Regions from separate parts of the Homo sapiens genome. Here region 1 is linked to region 2. Evidence: chromatin loops called from intact Hi-C (ENCODE). Cell type or tissue: CD14-positive monocyte. All regions are shown on one strand. Links, peaks and the distances in the headings refer to the core of each region. The heading gives the core; the rest is flanking DNA. Region 1 has its middle 150 kb from the start of CYP26A1. Region 2 has its middle 43 kb from the start of CYP26A1.

The links. Peaks named below come from ENCODE experiments on the same cell type or tissue, not always from the same donor. Only the 100,000 strongest peaks of a DNase experiment are listed, where the experiment ranks them.
Region 1: it touches region 2 in a loop (2.3-fold over the local background); 4 of 110 quality-filtered maps call a loop at or near these places.

Annotation. Positions count from the first base shown.
Region 1 is chr10:93,215,474-93,231,839 of GRCh38, forward strand. No RefSeq gene overlaps it. Among named protein-coding and RNA genes, the nearest start is that of CYP26A1, 150 kb to the left of the region's middle. RefSeq lists an enhancer at 5,519-5,813. In CD14-positive monocyte, for the core only: a CTCF peak has its summit at 9,104 (motif pointing right); a DNase peak (open chromatin) is centred at 9,098.
Region 2 is chr10:93,108,305-93,124,670 of GRCh38, forward strand. No RefSeq gene overlaps it. Among named protein-coding and RNA genes, the nearest start is that of CYP26A1, 43 kb to the left of the region's middle. RefSeq lists enhancers at 7,337-7,406, 7,508-7,802, 15,551-15,620, 15,711-15,770. In CD14-positive monocyte, for the core only: a CTCF peak has its summit at 7,499; a DNase peak (open chromatin) is centred at 7,677; H3K27me3 peaks cover 460 bases.

The DNA.
Region 1 (16,366 bases), core at 5,173-13,172, 110 kb after region 2:
GCCTCAGGACCCACCTACAGAGCCTAGCCCCCGAAGGGTATCACAGGATCTGTCAGAGGTGCCTGGTCCTCCATCAGGGCCAGCGGCCATGGGATCATTTCTCTTCCCTCAGGCTGCTGTTGGCTAAGTGGCCCATTGTCACCCTGGCCCTGGCTCTGTGGGAAGGGGTTCTGGGTGCCCATGTGTCTCAGAACCCAGTGACTACCACATGACACACTGAGCCCTGGTTTGTCCTTCCAGGCCTGTGCTCAGCCAGACTCATTGTCCAAACCTGGGACCTCACTGGCACGGCTGCTGTGGTGCTCACGAATGGGTTTGAAAAGCAAGGGGACTTGCTGTCTTCAAAAAAGACTCTTTGGAAACCTAGAGCCTGACTCCTGTTTGCTTCATCTTTTTGCTCAACCCCATTTTCATACAGCAAATTAGGGAGAGATAAGGGAATGTCATGGAATTTGAAATGTCAAGAGACACGGGTGCTTTGGAGATCTGCAATGCCACCTGGCCCCATCACTAACTCTTTTTTGTGCAGTTTCTGAACTTCTCCAGGCCTCAGGTTTTCAAATCTGTCAAATGAGAACATCTAATCAATCAGTGGATAGGTGTGTTATTTAGGTGAAATGAACTAGCCAATGAGAATATAGTTTGCAAAAGAACAAAAGGAAGGAAAAAAGCAAATGGTTATTTGGCACTTATGGTATACTTCATAGACTGCATCTCAGTTTAGACTTTGGCTCTGGAGATCGACAGACTTCCTGACTCCACCAGCCATTTATTTTATTTTATTTTATTTTTTTATTTTTGTTACCAGAGGTGGGGTTTCACCATGTTGGTCAGGCTGGTCTCCAACTCCTGACTTCAAGTGATCTGCCTGCCTTGGCCTCCCAAAATGCTGGGATTACAGCGTGAGCCACTGCTCCCGGCCCCCACCAACCTCTTTTCCTCAGACTCTGTGTCTTATGTTTTCTCTTCTCAGGGCTTGACCTCACTGATTCCCAAGCAATATCCTAACCATGCAATAAACATGTGAGCTAAACTGTCAGTAGTGTGTAGACAACAACTAAGAATCAGAGTCCTGGCCTCCAGTTAGAGCCATGCCACTCCTGTGTGATTTGGACAAGGCATTCAAACCCTCAGGGCTTTCTGATCACAAACATGTCCCTGAGTCTGCAAGCCCTCAGACACAAAACCAGATGCCTTAACTTGGCATTCATCATCTCTATATTCTGGCCTCAATTGTCCTTTTCCATCCTTAAATTCCTTTTTCCACCTGCCCTGGACTCCCTTGGTGCTCCTACAGCCCTGCACTTCCCCTGCACATACACGGGCTCTCGCTGCCCTCCCTTCATGAATGCAGGACACCCAAGATGCCTGCAGCAGTGCCTCCTCCACAGTACCTGCTCTGTGCATGGCAGTGTTTGACATTTCTGCCCAGACTGCCCACTGCTGGTTTTCAATGCCTACCTCATCCACTCAGCATTACCACGAAGTACTCTAGCCAAAAATATTAAAGTGGATTCTAACAATCAGATTAATCTAGACTGTGGGACATTGTACAAGAAAATTGGTCCAGATCCTTCAAAGACATCAATAGCAGGGCAGAGCATAAACAAAAATGTGGGGAAGACTGTTCTAGATTTATGGGGAAACTCTAGACTGTTCTAGACTAGATTGACAATGAAATGCAACATGTGATCCTTGAGTGGTTCCCAGATTTTAAAAAATAGGTATAAAGAATATTACTGGGACAATTAGAAAAATTTGGTTGTGGACTGTGTGGTCCATGGTCTACTAGGACTGCCATAACAAAATACCTGAGACAGGGTAGCTTAAACAGCAGAAATGTATTTTCTCACAGTTCTTGAGGCTAGAAGTCCAAGATCAAAGTGTCAGCAGTTTGGTTTCATCTGAGGCCTCTCTCCTCTCACCTTTTCACTGAGTCTTCACATGATCTTCCCTCAATGCCTGCACACATCTGTGTCCTAATTTCCTCTTTTTTTTTTTTTTTCTTTTTTTTTGAGACAGAGTTTCACTCTGTTGCCCAGGCCGGAGTGCAGTGGCATGAACTTGGCTTACTGCAACCTCCGCCTCCCAGGTTCAAGTGATTCTCCTGCCTCAGCCTCCTAAGTAGCTGGGATTACAGGTGTGTGTCACCACTCCCAAGTAATTTTTGTGTTTTTAGTAGAGACGAGGTTTTACCATGTTGGCCAGGCTAGTCTTGAACTCCTAACCTCAAGTGATCAACCTGCCTTGGCCTCCCAAAGTGCTGGGATTACAGGCGTGAGCCACTGCACCCAGTCTAATTTCCTCTTCTTATAAGGACACTAGTCATTTTGGATTAGGGCCACCCATGTGACCTCATTTAACCTTAATTACATTCTTTAAAAAGCCCTATCTTCAAGTATAGTCACAATCTGAGGTACTAGGGGTTGGGACTTCAACATATAATTGTTAGGGTAGACATAGTTGAGCCCATAACAGTCTGAATATCGATGCAACTAGTATGTTAATCTGAAATTAATTGGACAAGACACTGTGGTTCTAGAGAAAGTCCTTGTTCTTAGCATATGTATGCTGAAATATTTAGGGGTAAAGAGTCATGATGTCTGCAACTTTCTCTCAAATGGTGCAGAAAAAAATTAAGAGAGAACAAATGTGACAAAATAGTAAATGGTAAATCTAGATAATGGGTATAAGATATTCCTTGTAATATTCTTGCAACTTTTCTATGGATTTGAAATTTTCAAAATAAAAAAGTTGGAAGGAAGGAATTTTTTCTCATCCTCAAGGCCCCTGACCGTCAAAAATATGATTCCATGTCCCCCTATTATGTGCTCAAGAGTGACTGTTCTTTTCTGCCTTAGCACTCATCTCTGTTTATTTTGTATTGGGATTTTGTTTGACCACCATCTGTCTGTCTAAGCTACACAAAGACAGATATTGGCCTGCTTGGCTCATGTCTGCACCCCAGCAGCTGGTACAAGGCCTGGCACTCAATGATATTGAATTGAATCAATGAATGAATGAATATTGTCATGGTTTGAATATTTGTCTCCTCCAAAACTCATGTTGAAATTTAATCTCCTGCAAACCTACAGCCATCTGACCTTTGACAAAGTTGACAAAAACAATCAATGGGGAAAGAGCTCCCTATTCAATAAATGATGCTGGGATAACTGGCTAACTATATGCAGAAGAATGAAACTGAACCCTACTTCTCACCATACACAAAAAGTAACTCAAGATGAATTAAATATTTAAATGTAAGACCTCAAACTATTTAGAATCCTAAAAGAAAATCTAGGAAACATCATTCTGGATATTGGCATTGGGAAAGAATTTATGACTAAGTCCACAAAGGCAACTGCAACAAAAACAAAAGTTGGCAAGTGGGACCTAATTAAACTAAAGAACTTCTGCACAGCAAAGACACTATCAACAGAGTCAACAGACAACCTACAGAATGCATGAAAATATTTGCAAACTATACATTTGGCAAAGATCTAAGATCCAGAATCTATAAGGAGCTTAAACAATTCAACAAACAAAGCACAAATAACCCCATTAAAAAGTAGGCAAGGCTGAGCACAGTGGCTCATGCCTGTAATCCCAACACTTTGGAGAGCTGACGTGGAAGACTCCTTGAGGCCAGGAGTTGAAGACTGCTTGAGTCCAGGAGTTTAAGACCAGCCTTGGCAACATAGCAAGACTCTGCCTCTTCAAAAATATAAGAATTAGCTAGATGTGGTGGCACACAACTGTAATCCCAGCTACTCAGGAGGCTGAGGCGGGAGGATCCCTTGAGGTCGAGAGTTTGAGGCTACAGTGAGCCATACTTGCACCACTGAACTCCAGTGACAGAGCAAGATCCCATCTATAGGAAAAAGAAAAAGTGGACAAAAGGTGTGAACAGACACTTCTCAAAAGAGGACATACAAGTAGCCAAACAATCATGAAAAAATGCTCAACATCAGTAATTATCAGAAAAATGCAATCAAAACCATCTGAGTGGTTACCATCTGAGAGATACCACCGCATAGTAGTCAGAATGGCTATCACTGAAAAGTAAACACACACACACACACACACAAACATGCTGGTGAGGCTGCAGAGAAAAGAGAATGTTTATACACTGTTGGTGGGAATGTAAATCAGTTAAGCCACCATGGAAAACAGTTTGGAGATTTCTCAAAGAACTTAGAACTACCATTTGAACCAGCATTCTCATTACTGGTATCTATCCAAAATAAAATAAATTATTCTATCAAAAAGACACATACATTTGTAAGTTCATTGCAGCACTATTCACTATAGCAAAGACATGGAATCAACTTATGTGTCCATCAACAGTGGATTGGATGAAGAAAATGTGGTACATATATACCATGGAATGCTACGCAGCTACAATAAAGAAGAAAATCATGTCCTTTGCAGCAACATGGATACAGCTGGAAGCTATTATCCTAAGTGAAATAATGCAGGAACAGAAAATCAAATGCTGTGTGTTCTCACTTATAAGTGGGCACCAAATGCTGGGCACTCAGAGACACAAAGATGAGAAAAATAGACACTGGGAACTACTAAATGGGGGAGGGACAGAGAGTGCAGAGATTGAAAAACTACCTATTGTGCACTGTGCTCACTAGCTGGGTGACGGGATCAATCATACCCCAAACCTCTGCATCATGAGCTATACCCATATAACAAACCTGCACAGGTACCCCTGACTCTAAAATAGAAGTTGAACTTAAAAGACACACACACACTTACTCTAAAATAGAAGTTGAACTTAAAAGACACACAGACACACACACAAATACACACACACACACACACACACACACACGAGAGAGAGAGAGAAAGAGAGAGAAAGAGAGAGAGAGAGAAATTTAATCTCCAGTGTGGCAATATTGAGAGGTGAGGCCTTTAAGAGGTGATTGGGTCACGAGGGCTCCTGTCATAATCCATTCGTGGGTTAATGACTTAATGGGTTATCATGGGAGCGGGACTGGTAGCTTCATTAGAAGCGGAAGTCCTGAGCCGGGACTAGCCTGCCCAGCCGCCTCGCCACGTGATTCCTGTGCAGTCTCAGGACCCTGCAGGGTCCCCACCAGCAGGAAGGTCCTCGCACAAGCAGCCCCTCCACCCCTGATTTCTAAGCCTGCATAACTATTAGGAATAAATTTCTTTTCTTTACAAATTACCTAGTTTCAGGTATTCTGTTATAAGCAACAGAAAAGGGACTAAGACAAACATAGATGGGGCCAATCAAGGACAGACCAGAAACATCCGGGGTTGGGGGGAGGAGTCTAGATCCCAGACGGTTTCCTGGAAGTTCATGAATGTCAGAGTGTGCCGCTCTCCGACCTTTGCTTCTTTGCCTCCTTTATTTCTTCTCCTCCTCCAGTCCTTTCCTCTCTCTCTCTAGCCCCTCTGCTCCCTCCTTTCTTTCCCCCGGCCCGTTGCTATTGAATTCCTGGCCGTCAATGAGGTCCTGGGCTCGGGGGGCCAGGCTGGGGCTCCCCGGAATTCCAGATCCTCGCAAGGAAGTGAGGGCGGCGGCGCGGGGTGGGCCCGGCTCCATCAGGGGCGCAGAGGCCGCGGGACGCGGAGAGCAGGCAGGCGCCGCCAGGGGACGCCTTACAGCCTGTCCTAAGCTTTTATTTTCTGGGATGAGGTCTCTTCTTCCAAGGGCTTCTATTTCCTCTCCCGCAAAACAGAAAGCTTCTCCTCCCGAGGTACTTGAGCATCCCCTCCAAGCGCAGCCCGTATTCCTCTCGCCTGCCCAGGCGGCCAGTCAAGGACACCCGATGTGCTGGGTGGCCAGGCGGCTCCCTCGGAGCCCAGGGATCGCGATGGGCTCCACCTGGGGAGGCGAACAACCCGGGGTTCAGAGCTGCCCCAACCCTCGACAGCCACAGCCTCAGGCAAGCAGCGGCCGCTCTCCCTGGCCTCAGTTTACCCATTCGTGAAATGAGGCAATGGGATTCCATCGGGTACTCAGGTTGGGAGTGGTGGTGATGGAGAGACGTGCCACCCTCTGAAAGGAAGCTAAATTTGGGTGTGTGGGGGGGATAGTTTTGATTAGAGATCACCCATAGCTATCAAGGATTTTTAAAGGGGGCTCTAACCAGAGCCCGTCCCTCCTCCCAGTCCCTAGCACTGCCACAAGTCTGGGAAGTCTCTGTTGTTCCAGCTTTGAAGGTAGGTCCTTTCCCACCTAGAAGACAGAGCTGCTACCTACCCTCTGGCCGGCTGCACAAAGGCACCCAGCCCAGGGCGAGATCATCCTCACCAGCCAAACCATGACGAGCCCTGGCATAGACCTATATTTCCCTGGAGAAAAGGATGTCCTTTCAAAAAGTGCACAAAGGCTCTGCTTGGCCTGGCAGTTTCCTTAGGAGGAGTCACCATTAAATCGCTGCTTATGGCTTGATGGCCTGGTCCTTCCAAGGTAAGATGACTAGACTTGTCTTGAGCCAGATTGAAGGTGGTTACACTATCACCTCAGCTGGAAGAACTGCAGAAATACTCTAGAACTCCCAATTATAGCTCAAATCTATTTACTCTTCTCCAACCGCCCTCATACTGGCTTGGACTACAGCAGCAGCCTCTTAGATATCTCCCTGCTTCCCCTCTCGTCCTCCCACAGCAGCCAGGGCGTGTTTTTAACACACAAATCAGCCCATATCACACATTCCCACTTAAAGCCCTTCTGTGCTCCTTTGAACCCTCTCTTCCCATGGCACTTTGGATAAACCCTGTAATGCCTTTTATCATCATGCAAATCTCAACTCAAAAGTTACCTCCTCAGAGAGGCTTTCCCTGACCAGCCCATCTAATAAGCTCCCCCCAACCTGCTTGTCATCAGTTTTATCTCCAAGATTTGTAGTCATTTATGTATGTGCTTCCTGGTTTCCTGTCCATCCCCCTGCTAAGCTAAATACCACATGAGTATAGAACTTTTTGGGCTTTGGTTCAAGGCTTAACTCCTGTGACCAGCAGGGATGTGGGAAGTACTGGATCAACTTTCATGACTGGATGTAACAACCAGTAGATAATTTTCTTGTGCCCTTTCCCTGCCCTATCAGTTTTGGAGCTGAACAAACTGAAGCCCAGGATAAAGTGTGAGATGTGTGGAATAAACTGTTTGAGGTCAACCTGTCGGTGGTGGAGCCAGCACTGGAGCCTGCCCACTGACTCTCAGTCCCAGGCTGCCCTGCCAGTGAAATGACCAGCTCACAAGTATGTCTGATGCTTTTGAAGTGCCCTGAGCTATGGGTGACTTTCAGATGTTCCCATTCCCCCAAGAGGACACAATCTGATGCCACATCTCAAGCCTCTGACTTTCCTCTGAACTCGAATCTTTTAGAGAAAAGAGCTAGGAGAACATAACCACTGGGCATCAAGATCTAACTTTTTGCCAATGCCACACTGAACTCAGGCCCAATCTACTTTCTCTAGCAGAAGATCCTAAAAAAAAATAAACACTTTTCAAAGAAACTTTCAATCAAAATAATATTTGAACACAGTTTTAAAAGTCAAATATTGCTAACAAGCTTACAATTACAACAAACAAAAAAGGCCAGGGGTGGTGGCTCATGCTTGGGAGCCCAGCATTTTTGGAGGCTGAGGTGGGAGGATTGCTTGACCACAGAAGCTGGAGACCAGCATGGGCAATATAATGAGACTCCATCTCCACACACATTCAATCAATCAATCAATCAATCAAAGCAACACACAGTTAATCTTGTTTAATGCTGAGCCAAGTAGTGTACTATCATGACATTTATTTTCTTGTATAACTTTTTAGTTTCCTGAGGCTAATTATTGCTCTTTTTCTTTTCTTTGCTAAGATTTCTTTGAACCTTAAGCTAAATCTTCCCATGTCCTCTGATACACCAAAAGTGTTTCTCAGCATAGTTTTTCCCATTAGTAAATCTGTTTGCAAGTCCTCAATGCCATATTTTCGCAGAGATGGTGCTTCTGGAACCTTGCTTCCTCTCACTCTTCTCTCAGACCTGTGGCTCTCTGGGCCTCCTGGTCATGGTTAAGGAAACCGGGAAAGCTCAGAAGCTAGTGCCAGCCACAGCTCCACCATACCTTGAGCCTCTGGCTCCACACCTGTGCTCAGTCACCTTCCCTTATGTGTCTCCTGAAGAATGATGCCAACGTTTCACTGTCTGTGAAAAAGCAAGTATAGGGTAGAGGGAGGAGCTGTGATATTATCATACTTTGCCTGGGCCCCACCAATGCTTCAATTTGACACTGCAATTGAATGGAATAGCTTACAGAGAATATTGTGAGATTTTGGCCAGGTTGTTGTTGAAGTGCATTTTAGGGTGCCCTGAATTTACTTAGGCCTTCAAGTTTTATGGTAACTCAAAAAGAATAAATTAATTAGGAGAAAACAGAATCCTCCAAGCATCACCCAAATCTTGTTATTCCATTCAGAGGCACCCTTATGAGTGGTCAGGGTCATGATCTGAAGTGAGTTCTGAAGAGCTGCTGCCCCTCAATGTCACCTGTACTGGTATTTGGAAAAGGCCACCCAGATTTCCATCATTATTGCTCCAACATCAATTGCCTTTAGATCTGTTGTTGGAACTTACGTTTCTCTTGGAGGGATCACACTTTAAATGACATCTAGGTTTTTACTTTAGGGGGAATGTGTATTAACCACTTTCTAGAGAACAGATGGGGTAGAGGGCTCTTCCAGTAGATGGAGCTCTCCCATGAAACTGCAGCCCACCATGGTGTACAGAGTGGATGCTGGGCCCTCCACTAGTGGGCTCGTCAATGGGAGGGCAGTACCAAGGTGGTCGGAGAATTGGCACACCTGTATAAACAGCAGGCCCTCGGCACCTGTTTATCCTCATCCCTCACCTGGATTTCAACTCCCAAGTCAGATGTGGGGCTTTCTGTCTTCCTTTGTGCCATGACAGCATAAAACAGACATCAGAAAGGATGAACTCAGCTCTCCTTTTTCCTTGTCCATGGCATGACCCATGAAAGTGAAGATCCTAGTTTCAGCTAACTTGCACCCAGAAGAATCAGGAGAAAGGCTTATCTTGTTGACACAAAGACACCAGCACCACCCGATGGCACCTTGATCACACAGACTCTGTCCTGACACCCACAGTAGCTGCTGAGGTCTCTCTGGCTAGGAATAGAGGCTTGGCCAATTTCTGGAATTGTGGAGCATTAGAGCTTGCTGAGGGTCTCCCAGCTGTCTGACTAGACCAGACAGGAGGGCAAATCCTCCAATTCAAACTCACCCCCTCTATAAAGAGGAGAATTCAGGGAAGGGTTAGCCAAGACTGATACAGTTTGGGCTTTGCAGGACACTGCATGGTCCCCATTCTATGCAGATGCCAGTTTTTCTGTCTGGTTTTCTTTCTCTCTCCTCTGGCTTTCTTTCTCTCTCTCTCTCTCTTTTTTTTTTTTTTTTAAGAGAGTCTCACTCTGTCACCAAGGCTGGAGTGCAGTGGCACAATCTTGCCTCACTGTAACCTCTGCCTCCTGGGTTCAAGCAATTCTCCTGCCTCAGCCTCCGGAGTAGTTGGTACTACAGGTGTGTGCCACCACACCCGGCTAATTTTTTGTATTTTTAGTGGAGGTGGGGTTTCACCGTGTTAGCCAGGATGGTCTCGATCTCCTGACCTCGTGATCTGCCCGCCTCGGCCTCCCAAAGTGCTGGGATTACAGGCATCAGCCATCACGCCAAGCCTCTCTCTCTCTTTTAATTCCTACCTCATCTCCCTTTGTTTCTGTCTGTGGTGTTCTCCATACACAACTTTCTTTTCATAAATCAAGGAAGCATTAAAACAATGAGACAGGCCAGGCACAGTGGCTCACCCCTGTAATCCCAGCACTTTGGGAGGCTGAGGCAGGTGAATCACGAGGTCAGGAGTTCAAGACCAGCCTGGCCAAGATGGTGAAACCCTGTCTCTACTAAAAATACAAAAATTAGCCGGGCGTGGTGGTGGGCTCCTGTAATCCCAGCTACTCAGGAGGCTGAGGCAGGAGAATCACTTGAACCTGGGCAGCAGAGGTTGCAGTGAGCTGAGATCATGCCACTGCACTCCAGCCTGGGCGATAGAGTGAGACTCCATCTCAAAAAAAAAAAAAAAAAAAAAAAAAAAAAAAAAAAAAAAAAATGAGACAAACCTAGATCCTTAACATTCTGAACTTTGCTTGACATTAGCTCTGCACATATGTGTGTGCTCATTTTCTGATAGTTTTGATGCAGGATTTTTCTTGGCCCCTTCGACGGACTCACGACAGGCGTGCCCTGTTTACTCAGCCCACCAAAGTCAACCCTTTGCAGGAGGGAGTACATGAGTGAGCAAGTGTGGGATCCATTCGGTTGCTCTGGGCACCAGCTGCTCCAGGCACCAGCAGAAGCAAGCTTCATGCAGGGCCTGTGACCAGACCAGGCATGAGTGAAAAAGTGCAGGATCCAGCTGGCCATTCCAGATGCTGGCAGGAGCAAGCTTCATGTAGGGCCCATGGCGATACCCAGGTGGGGGTGCCTGCTACCCTGGTGCCCCAGAGGGAGTGTTACAGTGCTCTCTTAGCTCTGCTGTCCGTGGTCAGCTGCGTGTTAGCAGCTCAGTTGGCTCCTTGCCTTGTCACATGGGGCGACTGCCCTCTGCCAGTGAGGGCAAAGGGCTAGTGTGACAGACTCTCTGGATACCTACACTCGGTGGGTCCCGATCTCTTGTCTGGTGTCCAGGAAAAATGAGGTCATGGGGATGAATTGAAGGATGGTGAAGGTAGAGAATTTTATTGAGCAGAGAGGGGAGCTGGAAAGGGGACAGGAAGGACAGGTAGCCTTACCTGAAGTCAGGCTGCCTCTCTCAAGTCAAGCCATCTCTCCTCGCTCCCTATTGAGTCTGGGGTCTTTATAGGCACAGGATGGTGGGGGGGTGGGGTGGGTTATAGGTAGTTTTGGAAAAGACAACATTTGATTGGTTAAAAGGCACTATTCAGAAAGAACCAATAGGGAGAGAACGGGCAAACAGAAATAGAAGTTCTCACTTTCGGTGGTGGGTTTCAGGCTTTTTGGCTTGAAGGTGGGACAGGACCTGCCTCTGTCTGCCTAGAATTTCTCTGCCTCCTGCCTCTATCCTGCCTCTTAGTTTCATGTCATGTGGAAGAGGAAGGGTCCTGGTCTGGATGTGGGTTCTGCTCCCCATCAGTGACTAAAAGCATGAGTTTGCCCTGAATTCGCAACATAGATCATTGCCTTCTAGGTTCTATCAGTGACTATGACCTTGAGCTTGTCCTCAATATTTATTAAAAGCTTAGTGGAATATAACCGTAGGTCAATTTGATAATATAACCACACAGAGGAAAACAAAGAACTAATCCAAGAAACTTTTGGACAAAGTACTCTAACTGCACAAACTTGGTGGGATGTAGTCCAAAGATTACAAAACTGAAAAAATCTTTACCTTAGGCAGTTTGTGGTCAGTGGTGATTGTGGGGAAGTAATTATTAAACTATTTTGAGTATATTGTAGTCAATGAATAAATATATATTCATTTATATATATATATTCATATTTGGGAAAAAAAGATTTTACTCTAGGGGAAGGGAGACATGAATATGGAATGAAGAAAAGAGAAAAAAACTTTGGTGTTGGATTGGAATCAAAAGTATCAGTACAAATGCATACTTTTAAAATATATATTCATAATATATGTTCTATATATTATAAATCTAATAAATGTATACATATTATATTATATATACACAGATATATATTTCCTAGCTCTGTTTACTCCAAAGGCCTAGAAACAATGACAGTCCAGTAGTAGTGAGCTCTAAATGGAGCCAGGGCTCCTTGAAGAAATGGATAACTTAAGGGCTGGGTAGGGGAAAATACAAGGTGAATCTGGAATATCTCCTTATGCTAGAAAGTAAAGGAAGTGTTCAAAAACTGATGAGATGTCAAAAAGACATAGGAGCCATCTTGAAGGAGCTCACATTGGTTAAATTTGGGTCAATTGGAACATTAAGAAGAACAGTGAAAATTATAAATAATAACACATCAAAAACAAATCAATGAGTCCATTGAGACACTAAAAATAATAATAAGTGTAGAGTGAGATGGAAAATATCTTTTTTTATAGAATAATGCCACCAAATAAATGTAAAAAGAACAATGACATTTTAAAAGTCATCATTTCCAACCACCCATTTCAATAACAGAGGCAAGTAAAGGTTCATCAAGGGATGCTCAACCACTGAGAAGCACCAAGGGAAAAGGATATTCACAGCCTCAATATATCACTTCATTGATGTCCACTTATTAGAAGGGAAAAAAATACTTGTATGCCAAATGATCAAACCTAACATCACTTAAAATGAGACAAAGTGGCCACATGTGCCTCCTGATGTCATGCACTGAGAAAGATACATCTAAGATACACATTGGAGAAAGATCTCTCTAATATTCCTGCCCAACTGTTTAACTTGAACCTACTTAGGAAAAAACAATCAGACAAACCCAAAGTTGAAGAACATCCTACAAAATAACCTGAGTGAATGCTTAAAAATATCACTATAGTGAAAGAGAGAAAAAAGTTGTTATGACAACTAGAGGCAAAGTGTGTTTCTAGATTGGGTCATTAATGTCTTTTTAAAAAGCTACAAAGGGCATTTTGGGGACAATATAGGACATTCGAATATGAACCCCAGATTAGATAATAGTATTATATTGAGATTAAATTTCCTGAGTGTGCTAGTTATATTGTGTTTAGATAGGAAAATATTCCTGTTCTTGGGAAATACTTAGCTACGAAGTGTTGTGATGCAGACATCACATGTAAGTGAGACATGCAACTTACTCTCAAATGATTGGGGAGAGGAGTAGAAAACATTTATATGAAGAGAATGGAGTAAGAGAGGAAACAACCCCATACGAATATGATAAAATGTTAACCGAATTTTCTAGATAAAGAATATATAGATACGGGCCGGGCGCCATATCTCACACCTGTAATCCCAGCACTTTGGGAGGCTGAGGTAGGTGGATCACCTGAAGTCAGGAGTTCGAGACCAGCCTGGCCAACATGGTGAAACCCTGTCTCTACTAAAAATACAGAAAATTAGCTGGGTATGGTGGTACACACCTGTAGTCCCAGCTACTCGGGGGGCTGAGGCAGGAGAATTGCTTGAACCCAGGAGGCAGAGGTTGCAGTGAGGCAAGATTGTGCCACTGCATTCCAGCCTGGGTGACAGAGTGAGACCCTGTCTCAAAAAATATATATATCTATAGATATAGATATAGATAAAGATATAGATATAGATAGAGATACGGGTTGCACTATATTTTTTTCAACTTTTCTGTAGGCTTGAGAATTTTTTAAATAAAAAGTTTTGGAAAAAGTAAGCTTATAGCCAAAAAAAAAATACATGGAGATTGTATTAGTCAGGGTTCCCTAGGGGGACAGAATTAATAGGATATATATACACATGAAGGGGAGTTTATTGAGTATTAACGTACACAAACATAAGGTCCCACAACAGGCTCTCTGCGAGCTTGAGGAGCAAGGAGAGCCAATCTGAGTCTCAACTGAAGAACTTGGAGTCTGATGTTTAAAGGCAGGAAACATCCAGCATGGGAGAAAGATGTAGGCTGGGCGGCTAGGCCAGTCTCACCTTTTCATGTTTTTCTGCCTGCTTTATATTCACTGGCAGCTGATTAGGTTGTGCCCACCAGATTAAGGGTGGGTCTGTTTTCCCCAGCCCACTGACTCAAATGTCAATCTCCTTTGGCAACACCCTCACAGACACACCCAGGATTAATACTTTGCATCCAATCCAATCAAGTTGACACTCAGTATTAACCATCACAAGCCCACCCCTTGTCAACTTGAACCCATACACATCTCCTGAGATCATACATAATCTTTAAGTAAAGACAATAATAAGGTCATAATTATGCCTAACATAAAACAACTATCCTTCATACAACTGGAAACGCACCAATCCCCAACCCAAAAACTATTACATAAAGTTAACAATACTTAAATGCTAATGTGAAGTCAATAAATCTTATGTCACATGATAAAGGAGAAAGAAAATAAAATGAAGATATTTTCTTAGCACAAGTATATATATGCAAAACATATTTTTAACAAAAGAAGGGGGACATACTCATGACAATTACAATCCTCGCTTCTGAAGCTGATGATGTGGTCGTAGCTGGTATTAATTACTACCTTCTTCTACTACCCATTCTGTATTCCCTTTGCCTTCAGCAAGCACCTCAGCAGGTCATTGATTTTTTTCCTGGTCGGGTGACCCAAACCATTCCTGAAGGGTCTGGGCCATTTTTAGTCCAGTCTGGATTAGGCTGTTGTAGTTTCCCATTGACCTTAATCACAGGGCATGGTACTACTAAGAGATGCCCTAATGTATCTCCTGTATTCCATGCATACTCTTCCTTACCTCCGTTGTAGAGTAGTAGACTGATTTCATCTTGATAGTCCAGGTCAATCACTCCAGCCAACACTGTAACTCCAGTTTTCTAACTTCTTAGCCTGTTGACTTAAAGGTAGGAGGAGCCCAAAGTGTCCAGGTGGCAATCTTAACTTCCAGTTTAGTGGAATTGGTGTTGTGTCTCCTGGTAGCAACATTCCTGCCTTTGGAACTAAGACCTCTAGGCCAGCAGAATATAATGTCATGGGAATAGGAAGCAAAAATTTTGCTAGTGGATCCCTAGGGGTGACAGTGAGTGGTGCCACTTCCACTTCCACCCCTTGATTCCTGTACCATGAATCCTGGCTATGGGGAAAACAGTACCATATATTGGATGCCGATTCAGAGTATACACAACCTTCTGGAGAACTTTGCCCCAGCCCTGCAAAGCATTGTCCCCTAGTTGGCATTGTAATTGTGACTTTGAAAGGCCATTCCACCGTTCTATCAATCCAGCTGCTTCAGGATGATGAGGAACATGGTAAGACCAGTGAATTCCACGAGTATGAGCCCACTGCTGCACTTCTTTAGCCGCAAGTGCCTTGGTCAGAGGCAATGCTGTGTGGAATACCATGAAGGTGAATAAGGCATTCCGTGAGTCCATGGATGATAGTCTTGGCAGAAGCATTGCATGCAGGATAGGCAAACCCATATCCAGAGTAAGTGTCTATTCCAGTGAGGACAAACCTCTGCCCTTTCCATGATGGAAGAGGTCCAATACGATCAACCTGCCACAAGGTAGCTGGCTGATCACCCTGAGGAATGGTGCCATATCGAGGGCTCATTGTTGGTCTCTGCTGCTGGCAAATTGGGCACTCAGCAGTGGCCATAGCCAGGTCAGCATTCGTGAGTGTAAGTCCGTGTTGCTGATCCCATGAGTAACCTCCGTCCTTGCCACGACAGCCACTTTGTTCATGGGCATTGGGCAATGACAGGAGTGGCTAGGGAAAGAGGCTGAGTGGTGTCCACAGAAAATCCTCTTCTGCTGAGGTCACCCGTTGGTGAGCACTGATGTGGGATACAAATATCTTCACAGTTTTTGATCACTCAGAGAGGTCTATCCACATACGTACTTCTTCCCCAAATTTCTTTGTGACCAATTTTCCAATCATGCTTCTTCCAAGTCCCTGACCATCCAGCCAAACCATTGGCTACAGCCCATGAATCAGTATATAATCGCACATCTAGCCATTTCTCCTTTCATGCAAAGTGTGCAGCCAGGTGCACTGCTAGAAGTTCTGCCCACTGGGAAGATTTCCCTTCACTGGTCTCCTTCAGGGATGTCCTAGAAAGGGGCTATAGTGCTGCAGCTGTCTACGTTCGAGTGGTGCCTGTATATTGTGCAGAACCACCTGTGACCCAGGCCCTAGTCTTCTCTTCCTCTGTCAAATGATCACAGGGAACTCCCCATGAGGCCATTGGTGCAGGCTGGGGAGGAGAAGGCAGGGCGGCAGGTGTGGAGACCATGGGCATTTGAGCCACTTCCTCATGTAACTTACTTGTGCCTTCAGGACCTGCTCAAGCCTCATCACGTATATACCACTTCCATTTGATGGTGGAAGGCTGTGCATGACCCACTTGATGGCTAAATGGGTCAGAAAGCACCCAGTTCATGACAGGCAGTTCAGGTTACATGGTGACTTGATGACCCATAGTCAAACGTTGTTTCCATCAAAGTCCAGTAACAAGCCAAGATCTGTCTCTCAAAAGGAGAGTAGTTATCTACAGAAGATGGCAAGGCCCTGCTCCAAAATCCTAGAGGCCTGCACTGTGATTCACCTATGGGGGCCTGCCAAAGGCACCAAACAGCATCCCTATCTGCCACTGACACCTCAAGCACCATTGGATCTGCTGGGTCATATAGCCCAAGTGGCAG
Region 2 (16,366 bases), core at 2,877-10,876:
ATTTGAATTTACTATTTTCTTCTGCATGTCTCATCCGCTATTAATCCCATCCACAGTATTTTTTTTTCCTTTTTGTTTTTCTTGAGACGGAGTCTTGCTCTGTCACCCAGAGTGTAGTGCAATGGTGTGATCTCAGCTCACTGCAACCTCCATCTTCCAGGTTCAAGCTATCCTTCCACCTCAGCCTCCTGAGCAGCTGGGAGTACAGGCACGTGCCACCACGCCTGGCTGATTTTTGTTATTTTTAGTAGAGACAGGGTTTCACCATGTTGGCCAGGCTGGTCTCAAACTCCTGACCTCAAGTGATCCGCCAGCCTCAGCCTCCCAAAGTGCTAGGATTATAGGCATGAGCCACTGCACGCAGCCCACACTATTTGTCACCTCAGACATCGTAGTCTGCATCTGTAGAAGTTCAGTTTGCGTGTCTTCTCCCAGCCCTCTGGTATTATCTTCCTTGTCTCTGCTTAACTTTTCGAACACATAAAATATAGTTATAATAACTGTTACAATGTCTATCTCTGCTAATTCTGACATCTGCATTAGTTCTGGGTTGGTTTAAACTGGTAATTTTTCTCCTCATTTTGGATCACATTTTTTAGCTTCTTTATTTTACCTGGTAATTTTTAATTGGATGCCAGACATTCTGAGTTACATCTTGTTTTTTTGTTTAATAAGATATTTTATATTCCTATAGTTACTATATTCCTCTTACTGTCTGGGTCTTTCCAGACTCTTAGCTGTGTCTCCTCGATTGAGGGGTCTGCTGGATTCTGCTTGAATTACTCCTCCATGTGCTGTGGCCTGGAAACTCTTTCAAGTCCGTAAGCTGGGGCGGTCATAGGCTTCCCGTCATTTGTTCCTTATCACGCAGGGATCACTGTCCTTTGTTGCCTGTTACCAAGTGTCCTGGAAACGACCGTTTCATATATTTTGTCCATTCTTTTTGGTTGTTTCAGGCATGGAGGTAAATCTGGTTTCCATTACTCTTTCTTGGTTGGAAGTAGAAAGAAATCTCTTTTTATTGATGTGAAATTCAAATAGCATAAAAGTAACCATTGAAAAATGAACGATTCAGGGGCATTTAGTATATTCATAATGTGGTGCAAGCACCACCTCTGTCTAGTCCCCATTTTTATCACCCCAGAAGGAAACCTATTACCCCTCCCTCAGTCCTTGGCCTGTGCCTTCTCTATGGATTTAAATATTCTGGATATTTCATGTAAATAGGATCCTATGATATGTGATTTTTTGTGTCTGGCTTCTTTCACTTAACATAATGTTTTCAATTTCAGTGCTCACCCATGCTGTAGTATGTATCAGTAGTTCGTTCCTTTTTATTGCCAAATGATATTTCTTTCATTCTGTGTTGTAAGGGCCAAGGGAAAACTCCTCCTTTGCCCTGTGAAATTTTGCTGAAAAATCAACTGACAAAAGGCAAATTAATAAGAGAAAAGGCACACAGATTTATTAATGTGCACATGGGAGAAAACCACAGAGTAATTACCCCAACCCCTCAATAGGGTTCAGAAGCTTATACAACATCTTGAGGTTGCAGAAAGAATAACGGCTTGGATTATGGCAAAACAGGTTATGGGAGGGGGAGAAGGGGAGGCATGGCTAGCATACGTGGTCTTGTAATGTAAATGAAACTTCACAGGTAGCAGCCCTCAGAAAGAATAGATGGCAAATGTGTCTTCCAGACTTTTATTTTTTTATTTTTATTTTTATTTTTTTCAGTGGAGTTTCGCTCTTGTTGCCCAGGCTGTGGCACGATCCCGGCTCACTGCAACCTCCACATCCCAGGTTCCAGCGATTCTCCTGCCTCAGCCTCCCGAGTAGCTGGGATTACAGGCATACACCACCATGCCCAGCTAGTTTTGTATTTTTAGTAGAGACGGGGTTTCTCCATGTTGGTCAGGCTGGTCTCGAACTCCCAACCTCAGGTGATCCACCCACCTTGGTCTCCCAAAGTGCTGGGATTACAGGCGTGAGCCAACATGCCTGGCTCTTCCAGACTTTTAAAGGTGTCAGACTCTCAGTTAATCTTTCCTAGATTAGACAAAGGAAGGCCTCAGAAAAAGCCTGGCTGCATCTGTGCAGATTTTCTCTACAGATGCCAAGTCTCTTCCACAAAAGGCAGCTTTGCAGGCCTACTTCTGTTTGCAAGCCCTCTGAACAGCTATCTCAAAATACGTCAGATTTTTGGTTTTGGGTGCACTATTTTGATTTCCTTTAATGTATATGCCATGATTTGTGATTCATGTATCTGCTGATGGACATTTGGGTTGTTTCCACCTTTCAGATATTGTGAATGCTGTGGCCATGAGCATGCGTGCCTATGTGTTTGTTTCAGTACCTGTTTTCAATTCTTTTGTGAATACACCTGGGAGTGGGATTGCTGGGTCATATGATAATTCTATTCTTAACTTTTTGAAGAACTGCCAAATTGCTTTCCACAGTGGCTTAACCATTGCACATTTTCATCCTCTTTTTTTAAAAAAAACAATTTTTGGGGGGTATGAATTTACATACCTTAAATCACACACATTTTAAGTATACAGCTCAATGAGTTTTGTCAGATGAACACATTTGTATAATCACCATCACAATCAAGAAAGTAAACTTTTCTATCACCTTAGAAAGTTTCCTCATATCTATGTGGAGTCAATTCCTCTTTTAGTCAACCACTGTTTTCGTTAACTGTAGATGAGCTTTGCTTGTTCCAGAACTTTATATCAATGCAGTGTGTACTCTTTTGGATCTGAAGTCTTTTGTTCTGCCTAATGTTTTTATGAGATTTATCCATGCTGATAGGTGTACTACAGTTTGTCCCTTTTGACTGCTGAGTAAAATTCTATCTTGTTGGTATACCACGATTTGTTCATCTGTTGAATGTATATTTGGGTTGTTTTCAGTTTGGGGCTATTATAAATAAAGCTATAAGCATTTTCAGTCTATGTGTGTCTTCATAATGAAGCTTTATGTCTTATAGATAACATATATTTGAGTTCTACTTTTTATCCACTTGGACTACAGGCACGCACCACCATGTCTGGCTAATTTTTTTTGCATTTTTTGGAGAAGGGGTTTCACCATGTTGCCCAGGCTGGTTTCAAACTCCTGGGCTCAAGTGATCCTCCCATCTTGGCCTCCCAAAGTGCTGGGATTACAGGTGTGAGCCACCATGCCGGGCCTCAATCTCTGCCTTTCAATTTGCGGCTTTTACATTGAAAGTAATTTTTGATATGGCTGTGTTTAAATCTATTAAATTGGTACAAAAGTAATTGCAGCAAAAACTGCAGTTACTTTTGCACCAACCCAATATTATTTTGCTACTTGTTTTCCATTTGTTTATTCAGTTTTTTTCTTCTTTGTTGCTCCTTGTCTTCCTTCTTTGGGTTAACCAATTTTTTTTTTTTTTTGAGATAGAGTCTCACTCTGTCACCCAGGCAGGAGTGCAGTGGTGCAGTCTCGACTCACTGCAACCTCTGCCTTCCGGGTTCAAGTAATTCTCCTGCCTCAGCCTCCCAAGTAGCTGGGACTACAGGCATATGCCACTACACTCAGAAAATTTTTGTTTTTTTAGTAGAGACGAGGTTTTACCACATTGGCCAGGCTGGTCTCGAACACCTGACCTCAAGTGATCCACCTGCCTCGGCTTCCCAAAGTGCTGGGATTACAGGCGTGAGCCACTGCGCCCAACCACCAAATATTTTTTGATATTCCATTTTATTTCCTCTATTTGCTTCTTTCTTTTTCTTTTTTTTTTTTTTTTGAGATGGAGTCTCGCTTTGTGTGCAGTGCCATGATTTCAGCTTATTGCAACCTCCACCTCCCAGGATTAAGCTTTTCTCATGCCTCAGCCTCCCCAGTAGCAGTAGCTGGGACTACAGGCACGTGCCACCACACCCTGCTAAATTTTTTTTTTTGTATTTTTTGTAGAGATGGGGTTTCACCATGTTGGCCAGGCTAGTCTTGAACTCCTGACCACAAATGGACCGCCCTCCTCAGCCTCCCGAAGTGCTGGGATTACAGGCTTAAGGCACTGCACCAAGCCTATTTTCTCTATTTGTTTCTCTCTTTTTTGGAGATGGAGTCTCACTCTTGTTGCCCAGGCTGGAGTGCAATGGTGTGATCTTGGCTCACTGTAACCTCCACCTCCCAGTTTCAAGCAATTCTCCTGTCTCAGCCTCCTGAGTAGCTGGGATTACAGGAGCCCGCTACCACGCCCAGCTAATTTTTGTATTTTTAGTAGAGACAGGGTTTCACCATATTGGCCAGGCTGGTCTCAAACTCCTGACCTCAGGTGATCCACCCGCCTCAGCTTCCCAAAGTGCTGGGATTACAGGCGTCAGTCACTGCACCTGGCCTCCTGTATTTGTTTCTTAGCTATACATTAAAAAATATTTTAAGTGGTTTCTAGGGCTAATAGTATACATCCCAATCTTATCCAAAACTGTTTAGAATGGATTTTACTACCTCATGTTTCATAATCACACTTCATCCCTGACACTTCAAACTTCTGCCTTCCTAATTTACAAATGAAATCACCTTACAACAGCATAATTCTATTTGCACCCCCCTTATCAGAGGGCTTTTATTATATAGAAAAAAAAACTTGATTAAGACATGTTCCCTTTCCTCGATGAGCCTGGAGTAGAGGGGAAGACAGATGTATAAAAGAAAGAATTGTACTGTGGAAAGGTAAAGGTAAACCCCAAAAAAGGGGCAGAAGTAGACTCAAGTGGGGAATTATCAAATCTCATCAAAGAGGTGCAGAATCCAGGAGGGCTTCACAGAGGAGGTCCTGGAGATGGAGTTGTAAAAATAAGTATGGCTTACTGGAGCAAAAGGAGAAATGGTGCCATAGGCAGAAGGAACTAGAAAGCATCAATAGTTCAGTGTGTCTGCAGCAGGCAATAGGCAGTGTGAGAAGAGTAAATAGACGAGGCTGAAGTTCAGGGCATTATTGCTGGATCCTGGAAAGCCATGAGTGTCATGTCAAGTTCTAACTTCAGTGCATGGGTAATAGGGAGTCGCTTAATAGGGAGCTTTCATACATTCAGATTTGTTTTAGGCAGTGATGGCTGGATTGAAGGGGCCAAGACAGGAGGGCAGAGAAAGGAATTTGTAGGAGAATTTGGTGTCCCTGTGAGAAACAAGGGCTGCTCTAATGCGCCTGGACAGAAGGGCTACAGATGCAGGCATGATTAAAGAGCAGAACCATAGGAACTTAGAATCAACTGATGTAAGAAATGAGCATGAAGGAGGTGCCTGGGATGACTAGAGGTGGAAGTAATCTTCACTAGGATGGAGATGGCAGATGATGGTCACTGTCAGGAGAGGGAGGAAGATGAAGACTTCAAGATGGAATGTACTGAGTGTGGGGGTATCTGTGGAATCTGTTGAAAATGCTCAAAAGAGAGCTGCAAATACAATCTGGTGTTCAGGGCAGAGGAGAATGGAATTGGAGTCATCAATGGATGGTGTGGAGAGGTGCATGGCAATTATGATTATGGATGACACTGACCATAATGAAACTTGTAGATTTGGAATAACAGGCAAGAGGAAGGCTTGGAAAGGGACTGAGGGGAAACCATCCAAGAAGATGGTGGCTTGCCAAGATGCCATGCTCCAAGGGAGCATTCCTTGTTTTATCCACTTCTAGAATCGTCCATCAGTCTTTCTGCTTCACCTAAGAGGACATTTCATGTTAATTGAGTATGTGGGTTTTTTTTTTTTTTACCCATTATTAATGTACCAGTATCTGCTTCTCAAAGCCCAAAGGTGGGGTCACATGACCAACCCAATGGATCACCAATGGATCACACTCCCTGCCACCATGCAAGGGAAAGAAGGATGAGGCACACATTTCTCACTTTCTATCCCCACTGAATCTTGTCTTCGTGCAGAGCCTCAATGAAGGTGAAAGAAACCACCATTTATTGAGGACCTACTATGTGCTAGGCACTGTACAGATCATTTATTGACATTATTTGCCCTTCCAACCTCAACAGAGAAGTGTGAGAACGCAATTAGCTAGTAGGGGAAAAAAAACAACTCAAAAGGTCAGAATTATGCAATGTATTTATGGACTGAAATTTTTGCTATATTAACCTATTTTTCCTTTCTAGTATTTCCCTCCTCCTCTTTCTCCCATTGAAACAGAGAGTTGCCCTGTGCTCCTGAGCTCAAGGTAGATGTGAGACAGAATTTCCTGGTGTTTTGTTTCCAAAAGTATAAAAACATTAATAATACCATTTGAAAATGGAAGGTGAGGAGGGAAGGATTTTATTCACACTTAAAAAAAGGATTTTATTCACACTCAGGATGAGGAGGAGCGGCTAGGGATGAGTGAGGAGAGCAGAGAGCTCTCTTTTGTCATCAGAGCTGCAAGGGAAGTGCTTTCCAGTGCGTGTCCAGGGAGGGAACAACGACAGCCGGGCAGAGGGTCTGTGTTCAAAGGTGGCACAGAAAGGGAATGAGAGAAGCATTGCACAGATGCTTTGCAGACAAGAGCAAGCATCATCTTGGGGCTGATCTGTGTGAAGCCCTGGCTGAAAATGGAAGGACGCTTTTCCATTACCAAATGTACCCTCTACCTCTTCTCACCTCCCAACCTTGATGCAGGCCCTGGGAAGAGAAGGGGATCTGCGGTGCACTAGTGATCTGGGTCTCCAAAAACCAAAACTCAACATTGCTGATTGGTAGCGCAGCTCCCACCGTGGCAGATTTCAGGATACCAACGTGAGCTCTCTGCAGAACTGGGAAGGGAGCATGCAATCTGCTCCTGTGAACCATACGAGCCAGCTCTGCCACACCACTGAAATCCTCCTGAAACCCCCGCGGAAAAGACTAGAATTATTATTTCTTATCAGCAAAATAGAAATGAAGTTGAAATTAAAAAAAAAAACATACACAAATCTATGTTTCTTGTCCACCTAATTTAGGGACAGGGGTGGTATGTTTCTTAATTATAAACATAAGGAAAGTGGCTGACCTGACACTTGAACCCATGGCTGTCTGAATCTAAAGCCTTGCCAGCTTTCTGACTGACTCTTCTCTGGGCTGAATTCCTGGGGAGTGCTTGGTTCATGCTACTGTCTGGGTCTGTTCCCATTCCTCACTCTTGCCCTTCCAGGGTCTTAGGAGAAGAATATCTTTGGCTGTGAGAGGGTGGTGGCCAGGGGCATGCCTCTTTTTCAACCATCCTTCTTGCTCTAGTCCACATTTCCTAGGAAATCACTGGGTAAAGGGTTTATGTTTTACTTTTGGATTCTGGACATGACCTAATTGTGGACATTAGGTAAGTGAGAGCTGGATAGGGAGGTGAAGGGGAAGGAATCTGTTGATCATCATCTTGGCTCTGTGGCTCAGCTGTCAATGCCCTTAGAAGTCAGGAAGTGGCGCTCACCTCTCCCGCTCACTGTGGTGGGTAATTTAGTCACCAGAGAAAGGGCTAATATGTGGCATTCATGCCACCACTTCTCTTTTCTGGGCTTATGGCTGACATCACCAAGTTATCACAACATGAAGAGGCCCCATAAGCCTCAATGCTGCACTCCAGGAAGCTACAACCAAACCCAAAGAAGGTGGCTGGGCCAGGTGGTCAGCCCAAGCATGCTTCTCAGCTCCAAACTCACCCTTCCATACCCGCTTTGTGATATTGGGGCTGTGACTCTGCCCACCAGGGGGAGCTAGAGGAAAGCAACCAGGCAGGAGGAGGAGGAGGAGGGGGAGGAGGGGGAGGAGGAGGGGGAGGGGGAGGGGGAGGAAGAGGAGGGGGAGGAGGAGGAGGGGGAGGAGGAGGAAGAGGAGGAGCGGCATCCCTCCTTCCTATCTGCTTGTGGTTTCTGTGCACATCACCCAGGCAATGCTTGTCCTTCCAGACAACAGCAGTTTCTTCTTGTGGTAAAAGCTGAGCCAGTTTGTAGTTTTTCAAAAATTTGTGACACCACCCTCCTTGTGCCCCTCAAAGACAGTGGCACCAGCCTGCCAGCCTCTTCCTCAGAGGTCTGAATTTTGCCTTTTCCAACCTTCCATGTTTCAATACTTCCCTTTGGGCTCTGGCTGTGTGGGTGGAGCTGCTTTCCATAGTTGCCATCTCCATGATACCCTAGAGTTCCATTTATGCCGTTTTGGATACCTAGCTAACAATTCCTCATGTTCAAGGCTGACTATTAAAATCGCTGGTGTGATTTCTGTCCCCTGACTGGACCCTGACTACCATTGTGCAAACGAGGGAAAACCCATTTGCCATCCCTGGACCAGGCCATTATGGTGGTGTTCGTGACAGAAGCTTCTGCTACATAAAAGCCAAGACTCTTGTAGGGCCTGAAGACAGCACAAATCTAGCTCTACAAGCACAGTGAGGCAAGAGATGCACAAAGGTCCCTGAACAATGTAACCCTCTTGGTTCCACTCCTCTAGGAAAATTCTGTTTCGTATCACTCAGGATGGGGTGTCCAGGTAGCAGCCTGCCCCCAGAGTGCACCAATTATATCCCAAGCTTTAGGGCTGGGATGGAGGGAACCTGAGAAATCGGCCTCCTTACCATCGAAGATGAACCAAGGCCCAAAAAGAGGAAGGGCTTGACTCAGGTAACACAGCAAGTGAGTGTCAGGGTGGGATCAGACCCCAGGTCTCCCGAACCTCTGGGTCTTCCTGGGTCATGGACTGTTTCTCAACTCTTCCAACTTATGAAACATGCTAGGGATGGCTGTTGTTGTGCCAAATGGTTTCTCTACTACATCCAATAAAATAAAGACATTTCTTTTCCAGAAATGCTTAAAAATAGTTAAAACAATTCTTCTGTTGTTGTTTGTTTTGTTTTGTTTTCTGAGATGGGGGGGTCTGTCTGTGTTGCCCAGGCTGATCTCAAACTCCTGGGCTCAAGCCATCCTCCCGCCTTGGCCTCCTAAGGTGTTGAGATTACAGGCATGTGCCATCGTATCCTGCAACACAGTTGTTCTTTATGTTTCAAAATACCTAATCACTAAGTGTAAAGGACTTCCAATTCTAAATTTAAAATATGAAATAAATATACCAATGTCATATAAAAGAGCACTCATATACCTAGGTGTAACTACCGGTAAGATTGTGAATCAGTTTCTTAACCTCTGTTTCCTGCAAAATGGCAGTTATAATATTTCCCTTTCCAGGTAAATATTGGGGTAAAGTGTTTTCTTAATAGATGGTAGCAGTTGTTGATGAATGACTAATGTTTGTCTCAAATATAATATATATACTTCTTTTTCTCATTGGTCTTTTTGGCTCTGAAACAAAATCTTTTTTTTTCCCCAGTAGCACTAATCCTTGCATAAAGCCCAAGCTCATTAAATGTTAGAGATTATTAAGTGGTCAGTATCAGCATGTCACGTTTTCCTTTAATTCCCACCCAAACAGTGGGTTGAGGCTATTTCTTTGTGGGAATTGAGGACTCTTCTCCCATCACCTCTTTCTAACCCTGGAAGAAGTCTCTTCTGTAACTGAGCAAGGCCTGATGACCCATTGATGGGGTCACCGAGTATGGGGCCTTCTGGGCTTGGCCTCCAGGAGAAAGGACCCCCTAAGGCCGTCACCCAGCCCCACTGATTCACACCCAGTGATTTACCGAGCACTGGGGCCGCTGACACCTTTTATGCCTCTTCTTCTAGACCAAAGAGACAAAGCTAGGGAAGACGTGGCGGGGAACCCATCCCTGGGTCACCTCTGCAGAACTCTCCCATCATTGATGGTGTCCCTTTGCCCTGGAAAACAAAACCTAGGCCCCTTGACTTTGGGTTACCAGCACTTTGGCACCACCTTTGAAGCAATCATCTGAATTTACGACACAGGCATGAAAGCCTGTTTAAGGCTCTGCCGTCTTCCCCGGCCGCTGAACTTCATGTGGTCCAGAGTAAATCACCGTAATAGCCATTGGGCCAGCATTGTTGCGGGATGTTTTATACCCGCGCTGTCAGTTATTTGGGGTGGTTAAACTGAATTGCTGAGTCTCAAGTTACAGTTGTTGCTTTCTCTTGCCTTGTGCATAATTATGGAGAGACATAACAGCCAAAGGTAGGTTCAACAACTAGATTCATAAAGGAGAGAGGGGGAGAAAAGCAACCTGCTTTCTAACCCATGAAGGGATTTCTTTTCTCCCTTACTCCTGGGACAATGAAGCCACTTTCTCCTGGGAGGAGGGGTGGTACCGATTGCCAAGTGGTCACTAGACTCACTGCCCTGATGAATGTACTGCGTGTCCTGGAGCCCTCAGGTAGCCACGAACTGAGCCTTCCTGGCTCTGGGTCCTTGGTGGGCAGAGGTGGGCCAGTTGATGCTGCAGTCAGGAAAAAAAGGGCTTTACCCGGCTGGGCGCGGTGGCTCATACCTGTAATCCCAACACTTTGGGAGGCCAAGGTGGGTGGATCACCTGAGGTCAGGAGTTCGAGACCAGCCTGGCCAATATGGTGAAACCCCATCTCTACTAAAAATGCAAAAAAAAATTAGCCAGGTGTGGTGGCGGGCACCTGTAATCCCAGCTACTCGGGAGGCTGAGGCAGGAGAATCACTTGAACCCAGGAAGCGGAGGTTGCAGTGAGCCGAGATCACACCATTGCACTCCAGCCTGGGGGACAAGAGCGAGACTTCATCTCAAAAGAATAAAAAAAAAAAGATAAAAAGGCTTTACCCTCTTCTCCACCCACATCTGTACCTGGCATGTGTTTCCATCATGGGTGCCTTGTATGGTGTGTGGATAGCTGTTTGCACTTCTGCATCCATGGAAGGCCTATAAAGGCACATACTTCACTGAGCCCTTCCTTGAGGCAGTCCTGGAGCCCAGGTGCTGGAATAGTAAGTCCCCAGGACACGTTATTTATGGGTGTGTAAGCTTTTCCTCCTGCCCCATCTGTAACTCTTGGGTCAGGAAGATGCAGTTGATGGCTCACTTTTTTTTTTTGGCTGTGGGTGGGGAGGTCTCTGCTTGTTCACCTCCTGCTGGGGTGGAGAAGGGCGGGTCAGAAGAGGAGGCAGATGTGCAAATGCAGCCTCTTCCCAGCCTGGGTGGCCCCATCCCCTCTGCATGCTCCCCGAAGCCCTGACCTGGTACCTCTTCCTTCTTAAGGATTTCTGCCCTTCATGTATTTCTGGCTTAGTAACTACTTTGTTATTACAATTACAATGCAATAAGCACTAATGCATTCTCCTGGTTAAAAGGAGACAAAGGAAGTTGAGTGAAGTCTCCTTCCCTCCTCAGACCCCATGTTTCTGTTCCTCGCCTTCCAGAAGAAGCCATCATTATTGATTTCTGGTTTTGGATGTCCATCTGTGCATTTAATTTTTTTGTTTTGAGATGGGGGTCTTGCTCTGTCACCCAGGCTGGAGTGCAGTGGCACAATCTTGGGCCACTGCAACCTCTGCCTCCCAGGTTCAAACAATTCTTCTGCCTCAGCCTCCTGTGTAGCTGGGACTACAGGCGTGCGCCACCACACCTAGCTAATTTTTGTATTTTTAGTAGAGATGAGGTTTCACCATGTTGGCCAGGCTGGTCTCAAATTCTTGACCTCAAATGATCTACCCACCTTGGTCTCCCAAAATGCTGGGATTACAGGCATGAGGCACTGTGCCAGGCCTGCATTTACTTTTATTTCTATGAAAATATTGGGGATGATGCTGGGCATGGTGGCTCACGCCTATAATCCCAGCACTTTGGGAGGCTGAGGTGGGCAGATCACGAGGTCAGGAGTTCAAGACCAGCCTGGCCAACATAGTGAAACCTCATCTCTACTAAAAATACAAAAATTAGCCGGGTGTGGTGGCATGCACCTATAGTCTGAGCTACTCGGGAGGCTGAAGCAGGAGAATCGCTCAAACCTGGGAGGTGGAGGTTGCAGTGAGCCGAGACCACGCCATTGCACTCCAGACTGGGTGACAGAGTGAGACTCCATCTTGAAAAGAAAAAAAAAAAAAAAAAGAAAATATTGGGGATGAAAGGGGAGGAAGCAGAATTGTAATTTGCCTCTTGTACCTGGCTGTAGAAGGACAAGGGCAAGGCTGGAGAAATCAGTCAGCTCTGTGTCTGAGAGCAGAAAGCTGCTGGCATGAGGGCCTTGAGAGGGTGGGCAGGTCTTTCTGAAGAGAGAGGAGGGGGCAATGTAACCCTGGTAACAGTGCATGATTCTCCCAGAAGCCCTGAGGGGTCTGTGGTTCCAGAGTCGAAAGATTGGATCTACTCTCAAGTCTACTAGGAGACACGTGCAGAGAGTTCAAATTCATGGTGACCTCCAGGTGCAATAATGATGGGGTACAGAGGGAGCGGAGGGAGAGACGAGAGTAACTTAGTTGTGATGGTTGGTGAGGAAAGGCTTCCTGAAAGGTCATGTCTGAGCTGGGGTTTGGAGGATCCATAGGGGTGGACTGGGTTGATGGGAGGGCTGTGAGGGAACCCATGTGTGCAAAGGTTTGGCAGTGGGGAATTGTAGGCAGATTGGCGTCATAGAGCCTGAAGCATGTGTGTGTGTGTGTGTGTGTGTGTGTGTGTGTGCGCACAGTGTATGTGTGTAGGGGTGAGGTTGGAGATGAAGCTTGAGAGGCAGGCAAGGTTGGACTATGAAAGGAGCTGCTCTGACTGATGGTCGGGGACACAGTGTGCTTCCTTCACTCATTACTCATTCCACAATGATGTGTGGAGCAGCAGCGCATGTCAGGCATAGCACTAGATGCCTGGGAGACGACGGAAAGCAAGGCAGCAGTGTCCTGCTGGACTGACATTCAAAGGGTATATGTTATGGGGGATGCAGGGGACAGGCAGAAACTGCAGAAACTCCACAAACACAGACAAATCGTCAGTGTTCCAAGGAAGAGCATAGTGGGGGAGCCCAGGGAAGCCTGCTTTGAGGAGGCGATTGTTCAGCAGAGGATGAGAAGGATCTAGGTCCTGAAGAGCAGGGAAGACACATCCAGGTGGAGGGAGCAATGGGTGGGTCAGGTGTTTGAATGAAAAGGGAGGTGGGGAGCCACTGTGTTCCCAGGTGAGCATAGAGGTGCCCAAGCCAATGATGAGCAATCCTGGTGGGATCAGAGGGGACCAGTTTAGGATTGTATTCAAGGAAGCAGAATGCCAGGCTGCCAGGCAAGAGGCATTTGGGGGCAGGTGAGGCTGCAGATAGGAAGACAGGCTTGGTGGCATCACAGGATCCAAGTGCCAGAGCTCAGGACCTGGGACAGGGTCAGGGCTCCACTGCTCACTATCTAGTCCATCATCAAGTCAGCCTCACATCTCCTCCTAATAGCTCACGGACCTGTCTGTTCTTCTCCATCCCCAGTTCCCGCTGACATCCTGGATCAGGCCACCATCCTGCCTAGATCCAACGCCTCCTGACTGGTCTCCATGGCTCCATTCTTAACCCCATGTGATGTAGTCTGCAGATTGCAGCCAGAACGGTTTTGAAATGGAAAAACAATCATATCACTCCCCTATTCAACATCCTTTGGGTGTTCCCCATTGGAACAGGGAGACCTGGGAGATTGTGTTAAGGCCTCAGACTCCTTAATAATCTGGCCTTGCTGGGCTCAACATCATCACCCCTCAGAACTCCCCACGCCGTCCACCTTCCCTCACTCCTTTTCCAGTCAGAATGAGCTCTTTTGAATTCCCTGAGCTGGTCTAGAGCTGCCTCCAGGCCCCTCTGTGTACTCTTCCCTCTTTCTGGAATTCTCTTCTTCACCCCCTCAGCTGTCTCATTTCTGCTCACCTGCCAGGTTTCTCTGTTCAGGAAGACCTCTCTGGCCACATGGGGGGCAGATGTCCCCATGGCAGGCCACGCCTACCAACACCCTAGCTCTTAGCGTACTGCCTTGAAACTGCCTGACTTCTTGTCTGTTTCGTGTACTGGACTCTAAGAAGAAGGGGCAAACTGTGTCCTTTGCACTTAGCACAGTCTCTGGCATCCAGCTGGTCCAATAGGTCTTTATTGTTGAATGACCACAGTCTGAGAGGTGAGAAGGAAGAGCAGGAGCAAGAGCAGGGCCGGGGACGGAGGGGTTGAAGGTGATATCATGAGGAAGGATGATGGCCAGGGGACAGCAGTAATGACCATGGTGAATATTCATTTGTCCTTCCTCTGTGCGAGGACCAATGTAAGTGTTTTACATGTATTAGTCCATGAATCCTTCTGAAAACAATATGAGGTAGACAAGGTTAGTATGCCTGTTTTCCAGATGAGGAAACTGAGGCACAGCAAGCTTAACGAATTTACCCAGAGTCATATAACTAGTAAGAGAGAGGCTGAGAGTCAAGCCTGGGTAGTTTGGTGCCTACACTGTACGTACATCATGAAAATACACTCATCCCTCATGAAAATATATTTAATTTGGGCACTTCAAACTTAAAGTGACAGTGATCCATTCTCTCAATAGCTTGCACTGGCCACACAGGGGTGTGAACAGTTCAACTGGTTCCAACTGGACAGGTTAAAATATTCCTCTAGAATTGGAATCCCAGAGGTGTTACTTTGGCCAATATGTGAGTTCTAAGCTGGCCCCAAACTCCAACCCAGTGACATGCTCCAGTGAATGGCTGTGAAGCTATTGCCTCATGCTGGGGGTCTCCTCGCAGTGACTTCCTAAATAGGGAAGATTGTGAGTAACAGTGGATTTTGTTGACAAAATGACTATGCCAGCTGTGAAACTTACATCCTGCTTGGCAATATAATAACTGGCCATATCTTAAGTTACTATTAAACATTTACATCTGATGTAATGTAGAGATGGTGAAACCCTGTCTCTACTAAAAATACAAAAATCAGCTGCATGTGGTGGCACGTGCCTGTAGTCCTAGCTACTTGGGAGGCTGAGGTGGGAGAATCGCTTGAACCTGGAAGGCGGAGGTTGCAGTGAGCCCCAAACTCTTGTAAACTTGGGGGCACATGTGATATAGGTAGCTTTTTGAGGGACAAAGACGAATCATTTGATTATTCGACAAATATTGATGGAGCATCTGCTCTATACTGGGCAGAGGGCCAGGTGCTGGGCTTACAGTGATGAATAAGACAATGTGGTCCCTTGTGGAACATATATTATAGTGAGGAACACAGATGAGAAATAAATGAGTAAAAAGCAACTACTTTTGTGATTAATGTTTGCAGGTAACACATGAGGGGCTGCGTTAGCTAATAATGAGGTAGTGATGGTGGGTTTCAGGCTGTTCCACATGCCGACCACTTTTAGTGCTAGGGCCTTGGGGGTTTCACTAAAAAGAGGGTGGAGGCTGGGTACGGTTGCTCAAGCCTGTAATCCCAGCACTTTGGGAGGCTGAGGTGGGAGGATCACTTGAGTCCAGAAGTTTGAGACCAGCCTGGTCAGTATAGTGAGATGCCATCTCTATAAAAAATAAAAAATTAGCTGTGTGTGGTGGCACGTGCCTGTAGTCCCAGCTACTCAGGAGGCTAAGGTGGCAGGATCACTTGAACCCAAGAGTTCAAGGTTACAGTGAGCTATGATTACACCACTGCCCTCCGGCCTGGGTGATGGAGCGAGACCCTGTCTTTAAAAACAAAAAACGGTGGAGAAATTTAATGCAGTGTCAGATCACAGGAGTCATTTGAAGTATGACACCTCTTTAATACACCTGAAGTTCTCTTGAAAATAAGCAACAGGAAGCAGTGTGAATCCCTCTTGAATGCTCTGGTGAGCAGCCCTTCACAACCTCCACTCAGAAGCTGATGGGCTGTGTCTCCAGGACAAGAGACTAGAGGTGGGCCTTTTAGGTCCCTCAGACTTTGCCGATGGGATTGTAAATTGGTACAACCTTTCTGCAAAAGTTTTGCAGTACGTATAAAGAGTATTAAGTGGGGTAATCCATTCTAACCCCAGCAATCCCCCTCCAGAAATTAATACTGAAGAAGTACTCAGAATTGAAGACAACAGATTTCTGATAAAGTGTTCATTCCAGGGTTGTTTAAATTAGACATGATAGAAGAATATATAGTACTTATGGTGCGTTTACATGATGAATTACGGTACAGTCATTTTTTATGAATATTGAATGCTGGGAAATGTTCACTATATAAGTTAAGTGATAAAGCAAAGCATGAAAGTATAACAAAAACTGAAGAATGGTAGAAATCTTTTTTTTTTTTTCTTTTAAACAGAGTCTTGCTCTGTTGCCCAGGCCGGAGTGCAACGGTATGATCTTGGCTCACTGCAACCTCCATCTCCTGGGTTCAAGTGATCCTCCTGCCTCAGCCTTCCAAGTAGTTGGGACTACAGGTACATGCCACCATGCCTGGCTAATTTTGTATTTTTAGTACAGACGGGGTTTCACCATGTTGGTCAGGCTGGTCTCGAATTCCTGACCTCAAGTAATCCACCTGCCTGAGCCTCC